Regions from separate parts of the Homo sapiens genome. Here region 1 is linked to region 2. Evidence: chromatin contacts called from ENCODE Hi-C data. All regions are on one chromosome and are shown on one strand. Each heading gives the region's core, a stretch centred on a gene start or an enhancer-like site at or near the end of the contact. The rest is flanking DNA. Distances are from core to core; before and after follow the strand shown.

The links. A loop is a pair of places that touch in the nucleus more often than their neighbours do. Pooled maps may share reads with other maps.
Region 1: a pooled map shows a loop between it and region 2 (3-fold over the local background). The contact joins the enhancer-like site here to the promoter of ARL6 in region 2. A Hi-C loop is called at or near these places in 4 of 50 pooled maps.

Annotation. Positions count from the first base shown.
Region 1 is chr3:97,909,119-97,915,313 of GRCh38, reverse strand. It overlaps CRYBG3 (crystallin beta-gamma domain containing 3), which reads right to left. Exons shown (of 22, transcript NM_153605.4): 16 at 3,038-3,147. Among named protein-coding and RNA genes, the nearest start is that of RIOX2, 60 kb to the left of the region's middle. RefSeq lists enhancers at 4,272-4,861, 4,862-5,452. Within about 2 kb of position 4,438, at least 6 of the 41 ENCODE cell types and tissues checked have a DNase peak (open chromatin) inside an H3K27ac peak, as active enhancers do.
Region 2 is chr3:97,760,006-97,766,736 of GRCh38, reverse strand. ARL6 (ARF like GTPase 6) reads right to left here and starts at 1,979. Exons shown (of 8, transcript NM_001278293.3): 1 at 1,760-1,979. It overlaps EPHA6 (EPH receptor A6), which reads right to left. Exons shown (of 18, transcript NM_001080448.3): 18 at 5,205-6,731. RefSeq lists enhancers at 1,822-1,931, 1,647-2,146, 1,972-2,511, 2,147-2,648.

The DNA of each region.
Region 1 (6,195 bases), core at 3,189-5,688, 150 kb before region 2:
GTAAGGTGATTTTCCCATGGTTCCTCAAACTACTCAATGATAGAGATGAAATTTGAAATAAGACAATGTGTGCTTTAAGCTAAAGACATTCTTTTTATTTAGTGCCTTCAAGTATAGCACTCTGGGATTAGATTAGGGTGATTATTAAGTACCTGAACAGATTATAAGTTCTTTTTGGGAAAAATTAAAAATGTTTGTATTCAGTTTAGATGAGTATAGAAGACAGATTGTTTTAAAAATCACACAAGAGTATATAAAACCTGTCACCTAGAAATCTGACAACTAATGGAAAATTTTAAAAAGAAATAAATCCCTTAGAATCTTCAATAGTGAGTTATCTTCAATACAGCATTCATCAAAAGTTTGCTAAACACAGCCTTTTGAAAAGAAGGAGCCCAAGGGAAAAATTAAATGGCTGTTACTAATTTAGTTTTGGTGTGGTTAAGTTCTAGCCCTGTATTTTAAGATCACCAGAACTGCACTCTTGCTAGACCAGTTTAACTTTGGAAAACCGTAGAAATGCTGTGTGACATTATAATTTACTGTCATGTCTTCTAATGTAATAAGCATTTCATAATCAACACTTATCAAAGGTTTCTAGTGTGCCAGGCATAAAGCTAGTGCATTATTTTATTTAGCCCTTGTAAGAAACCTTTGAGGTAGGTACCGTTATTACCCCTCCTTTACAGATGAGGAAGCTGAGGTTCAGAGCGATGACTCATTTTGCCTAAAGTTATATAGCTAGAAAATGGTGGAACTGGGCTCAAATCCAGGTCTCTCACACATTCCAGGTGTTTACACAATGGCCATAGTTCTTGTATTCTTTTATCCTGCTGTTGTATGTTTCCTACATGAAGAGACATGTGTGACTAGTTTGTCCTAGAATTCAGTGTCAAGAAAAATACATTTTCCTCCAGAAAAACTTCAATGCTTCTCATTAACAATGATCCTAAATCTTGTAAAATATTTTCTTTTATCTTAGTGGAGAAGGAACTTAGAGCCAAATAATAGTAACAAAATTATTTCAGGTCCTTGCTGTGTGTGTGTGTATTTCTTATTAGAGTTGCAGATCTCTATTTAACTTATACTGCCCTACTTTATGTGTTTTAATGTAAAACTCTCATTTCCTTTTCAGAGGTAAGTATATAAACAAAAACAAATACAAGGAGGCTCAAGGCAGAACAGCTATAGGAAATAGGAGAAGGAAAGGACTGCTTGATTTAGGGTTAATCAAGAAGGTGAACAGAAATAATAGAGTGGACTGAACCTTAAAGAATATATCTGAATTATTATTAAGCAGGGGTCACAAGCTTATATACCTGCAGGAGACCACACAGGTAATGCAGATGAGTAGTGTACCAGGTGGAAAAAAATTGGGAATGGTGGTGATTATGGTATGCTGGAAAGCACATATGCAATCTACTCACTACCAGCTAATTACCGACAAAGACAAAAGCTTTCTCCAAGTCGTAAAATCTTCTGATTTTTAAAGAGAAGGTGGAAAACAGCTTCTTCTGAAAAATATCCTAAACGTAAGTATTAATACAATTTTTTTAACTTAGTGTATAGCCCAAACAAATGACACCTGCTGGCTAGATTTACCAGAGACCTCCAACCTTTGGTATGAAACAGGTGTCAGCAAACTACAGCATGTGGGCCAAATCTGCCCCACTGCTTGTTTTCAAACAGCCTATAAGCTAAGACTGGTTTTCACATTTTCAGAGGGCTTAAAAATTTAAAAGAAGACTATTTCATGACATGTAAATGTTACATACAATTAAAATTTCAATGTCCATAAATAATGTTTCATTGGAACGCAGCTGTGCCTATTGGTTTGTGTATTGTGTATGGCTGCTTTTGTGCTACATCTAATAGCAGTGTTGACAGTAGCTGGGACAGAGCCTGTGGAACCCACAAAGTCAAAAATATTCACTATCTGATTCTTTATAGTTAAAGTTTGCTGACCCCTGGTATAGTGGGTACGGAGGAAAGCAAATGTTAGAAGAGAGGAGAATAGGATGGGAAATGGATAGGGAAAGGAGGCTAGTTGATGGTAAGGTCAAGAAAAGAAAGAGCTTGAACTTGATCGGACTGGTACTAGAAAACGGCTGGGAATTAAAGCATTAGTAAAAATATTAAACTGGATTTTGGGACACATAATTGTACTGTGATTTGTTTGGGGTAAACACTAGAAATAAGATGACACTGAAGCAGGGGGTAATTAAGAGACTGAAGTTTTTCAAGTGAAAAATAGAAGGCCCAGGTCTCTAATGATTCAAGGGAGAAAGGAGGAAAACTGACAAACCTAAGATATTTTAAAAGAAAAGAGAGACTTTGATAGGTTATTAGGTAGATGTTTGATACATAGAGATGCCAATGAACTGTACAGTTAAAGATAGTTAAAATGGTAAATTTTATGTTACATATATTTTAGCACAATAAAAAAATTGTAGAATATATTTTAGCCATGGGAATCACATGTAGTTTCATATACACGTGAAAAATATACAGTATATTGTTGCCATTGGAAGAATATCAGATTCAGAGATGAGAAAAAAAAAGACCAAAGGAATCATGGGTCTGAAATTTGGTATGTGATCTTGGAAAACCTTAACTCTGAACCTGGTTTCTGCATCTGTGAAATGGGGATGATAAATACTTTGTTAAAAGGTTAAAAAAATTAGGATTAATATGTCTTACTTGAATAAAAACACCAGGTATTTTTATAGCATTCTACTATGTGAGACGGTAAATATACAATATAAACATTCAAAATATTTAGGAAATAATCTGAGATCACAGTGAGAGACAAAAATCAAAATGTTCCCTAAGTTGGTTAATCAGCATTCTGTTTTTCTGTATTCCATCACAGCTCAAAATACAAATTAAGCAAAATTAATATAGACCAGTTAGCAGGTAAAATGCCTGTTGAAGATAAATTTTAAGGATTCACTGTGCATGCAAAAAATATATCTCTGTAAATTTAAAAGTATTAGTTATTAAATAACAGCAGAAACCACTAAGTAAGCATACTTACCAACCTCGAAGAACTTTAAAAGAACATGGCATGAGTGAAGTCAAATCAGAAGTTTCTTCTGTAAAATCTATACATTCACCTTGGAACCCTGGTTTGCTGAATGCTTTGAGCTACAAGAACAACAACACAACAGTTAAATAGAAAAAAAATGGTCTTAGATGATCACGAGCAAATAAAAACCTTTAATTTCATGAATTTATAAAATGCAGCAAAATATCAGACTCATGTTTTATCTATTATCAATGAATTCATGTTAGGGATAATGATATGCTCCTTAAACTTGCTTTCTTACATGTATTCAGGAATGGAATGTCACTGTTTGTTTACCATTTTCTTGCCTCTCTTCCACCAAATTGTGGGAAGAGAGGCCTAGAAATCAATTCTACCTAGAAGAGTACATCAGAGTCCTCCCTCCACTAACATGTGGTCCTTTATTCTCTCAAAAAATCATTATGCCCTATGTTGAGACTAGATGTATAAAATAAGAAGCAATTTAGTGCTAAACCTGAAAGAGGCTTAGATTAGTATGAGGCTACATGGTATGCTGCTTCTCTCCCTAGCTCTTCCTGATCCACAGTTAATATAAGAAGAGGAGAGCACGAGCACATGCCCTTAAGCAAGCACTAAGAGTGCCCAGGAGGGCACAGAAGCAGATGGCAGAGGAGATAATAATGACGGGATTAGTGGAAGATTTCTGGTGAAGAAAGAAAGATATCTGTGTTATGTATTTCAGCTTACAGGCTTCGGTTTTCTGATAAGAATACCTTAAATGTGCAGCTTACAGTTATATACAACTACATGTCTACTTTAGTCAATTTTGTCAAGAAAAATCCATGAAATCTCAACTATAATTCCCTTTAGACCAGATATATAATAATCTGCAACTCTAGTAGCCTTGAATCTACAATAGGAATGAAAAAAATTAAAGAGCCCGTAAAAATTTCATAACACACTGGAGACTTGGAACAACATGGCCCACAGGTCCACCCTGCACTGACAGGCCTGCACTAGGGCACAGAACATCACAACAAACCATCTGCTCATGCTGTCATCGAGGATAAGGCTTTTCTGAGCAGCTAATGTTCACCTCCCTCGTCTTCCCAAAGGCCTCTACTTAGAATTGTTTCTTGGTTATCTCATTCTGCTCTGACCTTACTTGATCTGTTATCAAAGATCAGTCAAAATCAGGGAGGTGAGAAAACTACTTCCCCATATCATCTGTGGCTTGCACAACACCACTTCCTACTGTGAAACCACACTGTATTTGGAGGATTAAAACATCAAGGGACTTCTTGCCTTAAGGAGATGTGATCCAGCAAGTTTCTGCTGTAGTCCTAGCAGATATAGAGGATAGCAAAGAAATGAAGTCCAAACCAAGACATACTTAGGTTTTTTAACTTAAAGATGTATAAAATGTGAGGCTAAAAAGCAAATCACTTTTAACCTCCAAAAAATGCAGAGACATTTCTCCTGCATAGAAATATCTTTAAAAAAATAAAAGAAGGGGGAGGAGCCAAGATGGCCGAATAGGAACAGCTCCGGTCTACAGCTCCCAGCGTGAGTGACGCAGAAGACGGTGATTTCTGCATTTCCATCTGAGGTACCGGGTTCACCTCACTAGGGAGTGCCAGACAGTGGGCCCAGGTCATGGGTGCGTGCACCGTGCGCGAACCGAAGCAGGGAGAGGCATTGCCTCACTTGGGAAGCGCAAGGGGTCAGGGAGTTCCCTTTCTGAGTCAAAGAAAGGGGTGACGGACAGCACCTGGAAAATCGGTTCACTCCCACCCTAATACTGCACTTTTCCGGCGGGCTTAAAAAACGGTACACCACGAGATTATATCCTGCACCTGGCTCGGAGGGTCCTACGCCCACAGAGTCTCGCTGATTGCTAGCACAGCAGTCTGAGAACAAACTGCAAGGCGGCAGCCAGGCTGGGGGAGGGGTGCCCGCCATTGCCCAGGCTTGATTAGGTAAACAAAGCAGCCAGGAAGCTCGAACTGGGTGGAGCCCACCACAGCTCAAGGAGGCCTGCCTGCCTCTGTAGGCTCCACCTCTGGGGGCAGGGCACAGACAAACAAAAAGACAGCAGTAACCTCTGCAGACTTAAATGTCCCTGTCTGACAGCTTTGAAGAGAGCAGTGGTTCTCTCAGCACGCAGCTGGAGATCTGAGAACGGGCAGACTGCCTCCTCAAGTGGGTCCCTGACCCCTGACCCCTGAGCAGCCTAACTGGGAGGCACCCCCAGGCAGGGGCACACTGACACCTCACACGGCAGGGTATTCCAACAGACCTGCAGCTGAGGGTCCTGTCTGTTAGAAGGAAAACTAACAAACAGAAAGGACATCCACACCAAAAACCCATCTGTACATCACCATCATCAAAGACCAAAAGTAGATAAAACCACAAAGATGGGGAAAAAACAGAACAGAAAAACTGGAAACTCTAAAAAGCAGAGCGCCTCTCCTCCTCCAAAGGAACGCAGTTCCTCACCAGCAACGGAACAAAGCTGGATGGAGAATGACTTTGACGAGCTGAGAGAAGAAGGCTTCAGACGATCAAATTACTCTGAGCTACGGGAGGACATTCAAACTGAAGGCAAAGAAGTTGAAAACTTTGAAAAAAATTTAGAAGAATGTATAACTAGAATAACCAATACAGAGAAGTGCTTAAAGGAGCTGATGGAGCTGAAAACCAAGGCTCGAGAACTACGTGAAGAATGCAGAAGCCTCAGGAGCCAATGCAATCAACTGGAAGAAAGGGTATCAGCGATGGAAGATGAAATGAATGAAATGAAGCGAGAAGGGAAGTTTAGAGAAAAAAGAATAAAAAGAAATGAGCAAAGCCTCCAAGAAATATGGGACTATGTGAAAAGACCAAATCTATGTCTGATTGGTGTACCTGAAAGTGATGGGGAGAATGGAACCAAGTTGGAAAACACTCTGCAGGATATTATCCAGGAGAACTTCCCCAATCTAGCAAGGCAGGCCAACGTTCAGATTCAGGAAATACAGAGAACGCCACAAAGATACTCCTTGAGAAGAGCAACTCCAAGACACATAATTGTCAGATTCACCAAAGTTGAAATGAAGGAAAAAATGTTAAGGGCAGCCAGAGAGAAAGGTCGGGTTACCCTCAAAGGGAAGCCCATCAGACTAACA
Region 2 (6,731 bases), core at 730-3,229:
TTTCTTCAATACTTTTTATTCCATACAATTTCAGGCAAGGCCATACCTTGAAGGATGTGAGGCTGCAGCAACTTTATCAATAACAGGCTTCCAAGACAACTGTATCTAAAAGGAGGTTGCATAGTCAACATTTTGCTTAGGCCTTTTGGGATATGATTATGGGTAGAAATTTCAAAACTAAATTTCAGTGATGTGCAGAGAAGAGATGGAACAGTGCCATGCCAAAAGGTGAGGCCTATTACAGAACCACGTTTGTCTTTCCCCAAGGATGAGTTTGACCTCAGGTACTTCCATTTGTGCCACTTCAATCTGCTTTTCTCCTTGTATCAGAGATTCAAATCTTATTCAGTCCATTTCTTTAAATTACAGCTTAAGGACCAGCATTTGTAAAATCTATTTTAAATTAACCTTCTGATGTCATGAAGCAATTCACACATACCATTTGATTTCAAAGTAAATTTGCTATTACTCACTTTATTTACTGCATAAACATATTGATATAAATGCTTATATCTTGTTCTCCATTTCATAATTTAGAACTTATGTTTTAAAAACGACAACTTCTCACATTTTCCCCCCTTTAAGCATCTACTATAAAGCACTGAGTGTTTAAAGCCTGATGCTTGAATATTCGTTTTTCACAGTACCTTGTATTGTGACTTTCCATCACTTTTCCATGGATTATCACTTGATACTTGTTAATGAAATATTTTGGGACACACAATTTAGAAGAGCAGGCAGTTTTTCTAAAAGAGGTAATCACATTTATTGAAATTGCTTTATAAACAACTATCATAGAGCCTTTAAACTTCTACGTTTCAAGTAGTTATAATTTTCCTTCCATAAGTTGACTTTCTGCATGCATAAATAAAAGATAATTGAAGCCAGTCAATATTTGTTAATCGTGTCTTAAGTGTGCAGCGAGAGACACAACTGTTTTCTGCAGCTTCCTACTCTGATAGCCATGATTCTCAACCCTGGCTGCACTCTGAAATCAATTGCTGAATCCGAATTTTTGAAAATAAGATCAGGGCATCTGTAGTTTTAAAAGCTACCCAGTGTTTCTGATGTGAAGTTACTATTGAGAACTACTGGCTTTCAGAATAAAGCCAGTAGTTTCAAACTTCCAAGCACAGCTTTTAAGGTTGTCCACAATCTGGCTCCAATCTTCCTTTCTTGTTTCTTATCTTACTGTAACCCTCTCTTTGCACACCAGCCAAATTCTCTTGGTTATTGTCTGACAGACTGTTTCCTAAAGGATTACATATTGCCAGAGAAGTCCAGAAGAATTAGGATGTTATCCACAGTTAACAGCTTAGAGGGTAAGCTGCAGAGACAGAGTGGTAGCCCAGAGAAAACACCACGAATGATACTTAGTAAACTCTGTAAAGTGTTTGTTGATTGAAATGTTGCCTACTTTTATTACCCCAAATAAACATTCTTATTCGGCTTTCAGTTTTTTATGATATAATTTAAATTACACTTACACACACACACACACACACACACACACACACACACACACCCCCAATACACGGGTCTAAGTTGAGCATTGTTAAAACCCATCAACCAAACATACGTCCAAACCAGTTTAGTAAGTTTTCTAGGGCCTCTATAACTCACCTTCTTTTCTACTTCTCATACATTAGCAACAACTACACGCGTGGAGTGAAAAACATGGGAAAGACCAAAGAGGAATTCTAAAACTGACGGGGACAGAGGGTGGCGCTGGCTTTAAAAACCGGCGTTGAGGAGATACCTGGTTTTTGAGGTTAGTCCGGAGGGCGCAGGAGCTGGCAACAGGAATGGACGCACTCGTATCGGTCTCCGGGATGGAAATCTGGTGCGAGGGTCCCTCAGCCTTCTTCTCGATGCCTACATGGGAAGGATGCCTGGTAATGAGCAAAGCCGTCTCTAGAAGTTGGGAAAACCGGCAGCCTCTGCAGCAGTCTGTGCATCAGTCGCTGAGCAGGCGCCTTGGCAGGCACCGTTCCCTTGGCAACAGGAGCTTCTTCCGGTCCTGAAGCCACGCCTCCCCGGGGGTCCTGGCGATTCAGCCGTTGTGCTATAGCTTCTGGGATTGAAGAGCTCCGGGAAAAGGTCAGAGGCGCGCCGAGGAACTATACATTGAAGAAAAATGTGTGCACAGGTGGCAGGGTGAGCTGCCTATTTCCTGCGAGGAGCCGGGCAGTTCCCGGCGTAGCATCATGGGAGTTGTAGGCTCGCGCACAGCTTTCTGGGAAGCGTTTGGCGTTCGCGTGTGCTGCGTGTTTGTCGCTCGGCCCTGGTCTTCCTGGGGATCCAAGAGGCTGGCGCTGGGTGTGGCGCGGAGAGTGTCGTTACCGGGCACCAGCGTAGCGTTGTGGCAACGACTGCAAGACGATACTGTCCCCCCTGGGGCAAGATGTGCGCCGGAGTTCCCCAGTTGCCCATCGCACCGACTCTTCTCTGGGTTCTGATAGGCCTCCCACCCTGAGTCCCTGTAGAGGTAAAACTGTTAATACAGGAAGGTAGAGGGGAGAACTGGTGTAAAAAGTCAAAAGGTGTTATTCGGCTAATAAAGTATGCCTGTACCCCTGCTTCTTAGTTGTGTGGTCTCCCGAAGAGATTTCTACCAGGCATAATCTCCTGTGAGTAGATTACAGTCTCCAGAATCAAATCGGCAGGTGGTCAGGAAAGGTATTAATAGTCAATACTTAAAGTTGACCACCTTCTTAAATTGCACTTGGATTTTATAGTCATAGTCACAAATGGTCTTCAAATAGAAAATATTTAGGCATACCCTTCCCCACATCTTTTATTACTGCGTTTTCCAACGGACACATTACAGATGCAGTCATTTTAAAGATCTAGCCTTTCAATCTGCCCAACTCCACTAACCTCACCCCCAGCGAATGGCCTCATTCTTCAAATAGGGGTTTGTATCTCTTCATTTTTTTTGTTTGCATGGGTGTAGGATTTCCGACCCCCTGCCCCCCACCGCGCGACCCTTTTCAACTAGCTAGTGTATGTTTACTGCACTGCCTGTTCTTTGGCCTGTCAATTCATTTGGCCTATTAAATGGACTAGGAGGGTGCAAAAAGAGACTAGAAGGAATTATTTCAAAGTAATATGGTAGGGGGGACGGTTGTAAGCGTGTGATTATGGGGTGATTTATCTTTTGTCACTTCTCCAAATTTCCAAATGTAATTGTCATTTTTACAGCGAAAAAACAAAAGCGGCTCTGGATTAGTGATTCTTGTTGAAAGACAAAAACAAAACAAAGACCCTATGGATGCATATCAACATATAAATGTCCTTGTAAAAATGGAGTATGGAAATACATTCTTTCTTACTGTGTGGTCTTAGCCCAATTTACCCTTCTCCGTGCTTCTATCCTCACCTTCAAAAATATAGTATTTATCTTATCTGGTAGTTCTGAGTATTAAAGATAACAGAAATACAGATGTTTGGCACATATTTATTGTTCAATAAATAATGTCCTGTCTTCTTTTGTCTTGAGCTTTTTATTGTGTAAACAAAATTGACCCAAACCGTAACTATGGTGGTTCTTTAACTTCTGAACTTCTAATCGTGAATGCATTGACAGGGAGGTGTTGAACACTTTTCTGTGTGCCTGGGTGTTGTGACTTACTTGTAAGAGATGGAAGCTAATGTGCTTGCGGCCAAAATATAACATTTTTTTTTCTTAGCGATCGGCAGAAATGTTATATTTCAGAAAACTTTCATGGACAGACTCAATTTTTCCTGCTAAAAGTTGATATTTTCTGCCTCTAGGTTGAGTTCATCTCTTTTGGCTTAATATAAAACATTTGGTGAAAACTGGAAATAAAATGGACATATTGAGCATCCAACTTTTCAGGAAAACAAGGCAGATAGATAATTCTTCTACAAAAATGTAGCTAGTCAAATCGTTATCTTAGATAAGTATAGTTGATAGATGGCTTATTACTAGAGATAAATGTTATGAAATAAAGCAGTAAAATAATCTAGAAAAAAATGTTAGCCTTGAAAATATTAAACTTAAAAAAACATAAAGGCTGCCAGGCCCGGTGTCTCACGCCTGTAATCCCAGCACTTTGGGAGGCTGAAGCAGGTGGATCACCAGGTCAGGAATTCAAGACCAGCCTGGCCAACATGGTGAAACCCCATCTCCACTAAAGATACAAAAATTAGCCGGGTGTGGTGGCACGTTCCTGGAATCCCAGCTACTCAAGCGGCTGAGGCAGGAGAATCGCTTGAACCGGGGAGGCAGAGGTTGCGGTGAGCTGAGATTGTGCCATTGCACTCTGGCCTGGGCAAAAGGGTGAGACCCTGCACTCAAAAACAAAACAAAACAAAAAACATAAAGGCTGGGCACACTGGCTCACACTGTAATCCCACCACTTTGGGAGGCTAAGTAAGGCAGGAGGATCTCCGGAGGCCAGAAGTTGGAGACCCCATCTCTATTAAAAATAAATACATATAAATATTTCATATGGTTGATTCTGCTGTTTTGGTGCTTTGTCAACTGAAACTCCTCTCACGAGTACATTCAGAGGCTGAGATACAATTGTTTCGCTTGATTTAAGAAGTTAGTTTGACTCTTTTTTATTATGACAATAACAAGCTTTAAAAATGCTACGTGATTTTCTTAAAGCCACTTAACCATAACAGAAGATAATTTTAGGTACCTTCTCACCAGTTTTAATTTCATACTGGCTTTTAGAACTGTAGTAAGAAAATTATAAAAAAGAAAAGAGTCAGATATAATGAACACAGCACTGTTCTGATTAATTCAGGATACTTTAGCGTTATTTTCTCACCAGCAACTTTTAAAAGAATATAGATAATCCCTGATTTATAACTTACTGCAACTTTTTGGTGTAAACTTTGGTCTAAAGCTGTGTTTCAACAGTTGATGTTATGTGTACCCTTTTTTCATCTGCAATTTCTGTGCAGTACTGCCTCTGCAATGAACACTTTAATTTACTTGAATCTCACAAAATATTTTCCAATATAAAATCGCTACAAAAATATTTACTAGTTTTTTATAGTGATTTCTGTGAATTTATGTCTAAACCTAATGACATTATTTAAAAAATTTACAACTATGATTTTGCATCCAGAATTACTAAATTATCTAAACAGCATCTAGATTTATTAGACCAAAAAATAAATTGCATTAGATCTGCATAAATACAACAATACAAAAAAGTCACAAATTCAACCACCAAAGCTGTAACTTTTATTTGCCAATAGATATTTTAATAAACAGGCTTACTCCATCTGTAAGACCCTGATAATGCCTCTTAGGAAATCATAGAAAAATAAAATACAATAATTAGTAATTTGTACCTTGTACAAAAATCTTATTATGTTGCTCAGCAGGTAGTTTGCTAAACAGCATATTCTTTCAGCAAATAGATGACATATGTTATGCAATTCACCACAAACAACCCCTCATATTGAGAGCTGAGCATTCTATAACACTATTAACTTGTAAGCATGCCAGCACATGAAAATTTACATGGAAAGTTATTAATATTATAGTAGATTTTTGTAAGATAAAAATAGTACCACCTTCAAATAAGTCTGGACTACTTCACTGCTATAGTAAAGTAGATAATAGGTAGGATTGCAGTTCAATTGTTAACACCTTTTTACCTTGTTTATAGCTCTACCATATTGTGATTATAACCAGAAAAGAGAATGTAGGCTGTGTCAGGAACCTGAGTGGAAGGCATATATTGAAGCTTTAAATGGTGACAGAATACTAAAGAGAAAAACATAAAACAGTGCTATACTTCCCTATTCTCATAGATAAATCTTTTTCCCCTTTTGTAAGAGCAGATGGGTACAGAGTTAAATCCTTAATTAATAATAAATAGCTTCATGACAAGTTACAATGATGCTTTAAAAATCATATTTGTACTTATAGGGAGGGAAATTATTTTTAGCTGTCGTTTTTTATTAGTCAAATATAGCTCTATGAGGGATTAAATATCTCAACCTAGACATGTTATCTAGGTATTTTATATAAATATGCTATTTAGTTTGCATATACTTCAGGATTTGTGCTACAAAGATTTTATAACATTTTGAGTGCACTGCAATTGTTGATATCATCTACCATTTAAAATTTGATGCGGCCATTTAAAATTTAAAGTGTTTAATCAAATACATATGTATATGTACATCTATATCTTTATATTTTTGGCTATGCTAGAACAGCAAAAAATGGAGAGCAATCTCCATTATTCACAATCTAATTTCACATCAAATCCAAATAATAATGCATCTTTAAATTCCAACATATTGAATTACATACAACCTAGAGAGATATATATACACACATACACACATACATATGTATATATACATATGGTATATATACATATATATAATATATATATATATATCTCCAGAAACAAAGCACCAAGCACAATTAAAAGATCACATTCTTCCTATAGGATAGAGGGGCACAATGAACAACCAACCATATTGCCCATGTGTTTTCCGTAAATGACAGAAGGCATTGTTTTCCTATATGAAAACAAAATAATTTTTACTAAAAGATTAGTTCCTGTTTGTCTTTTATTTTAAAATTTACATGGGACCTCAATACCCTCCCAAATCGTGTTTGAAAAAAGTGACAGGTTGATTATGCAATATACATCTTTCAGGATTAAGCTAATTTTAAGTTTGATAGGCTTTGCATTATAACAGATTAGCTACAAAATGTTTCTGCC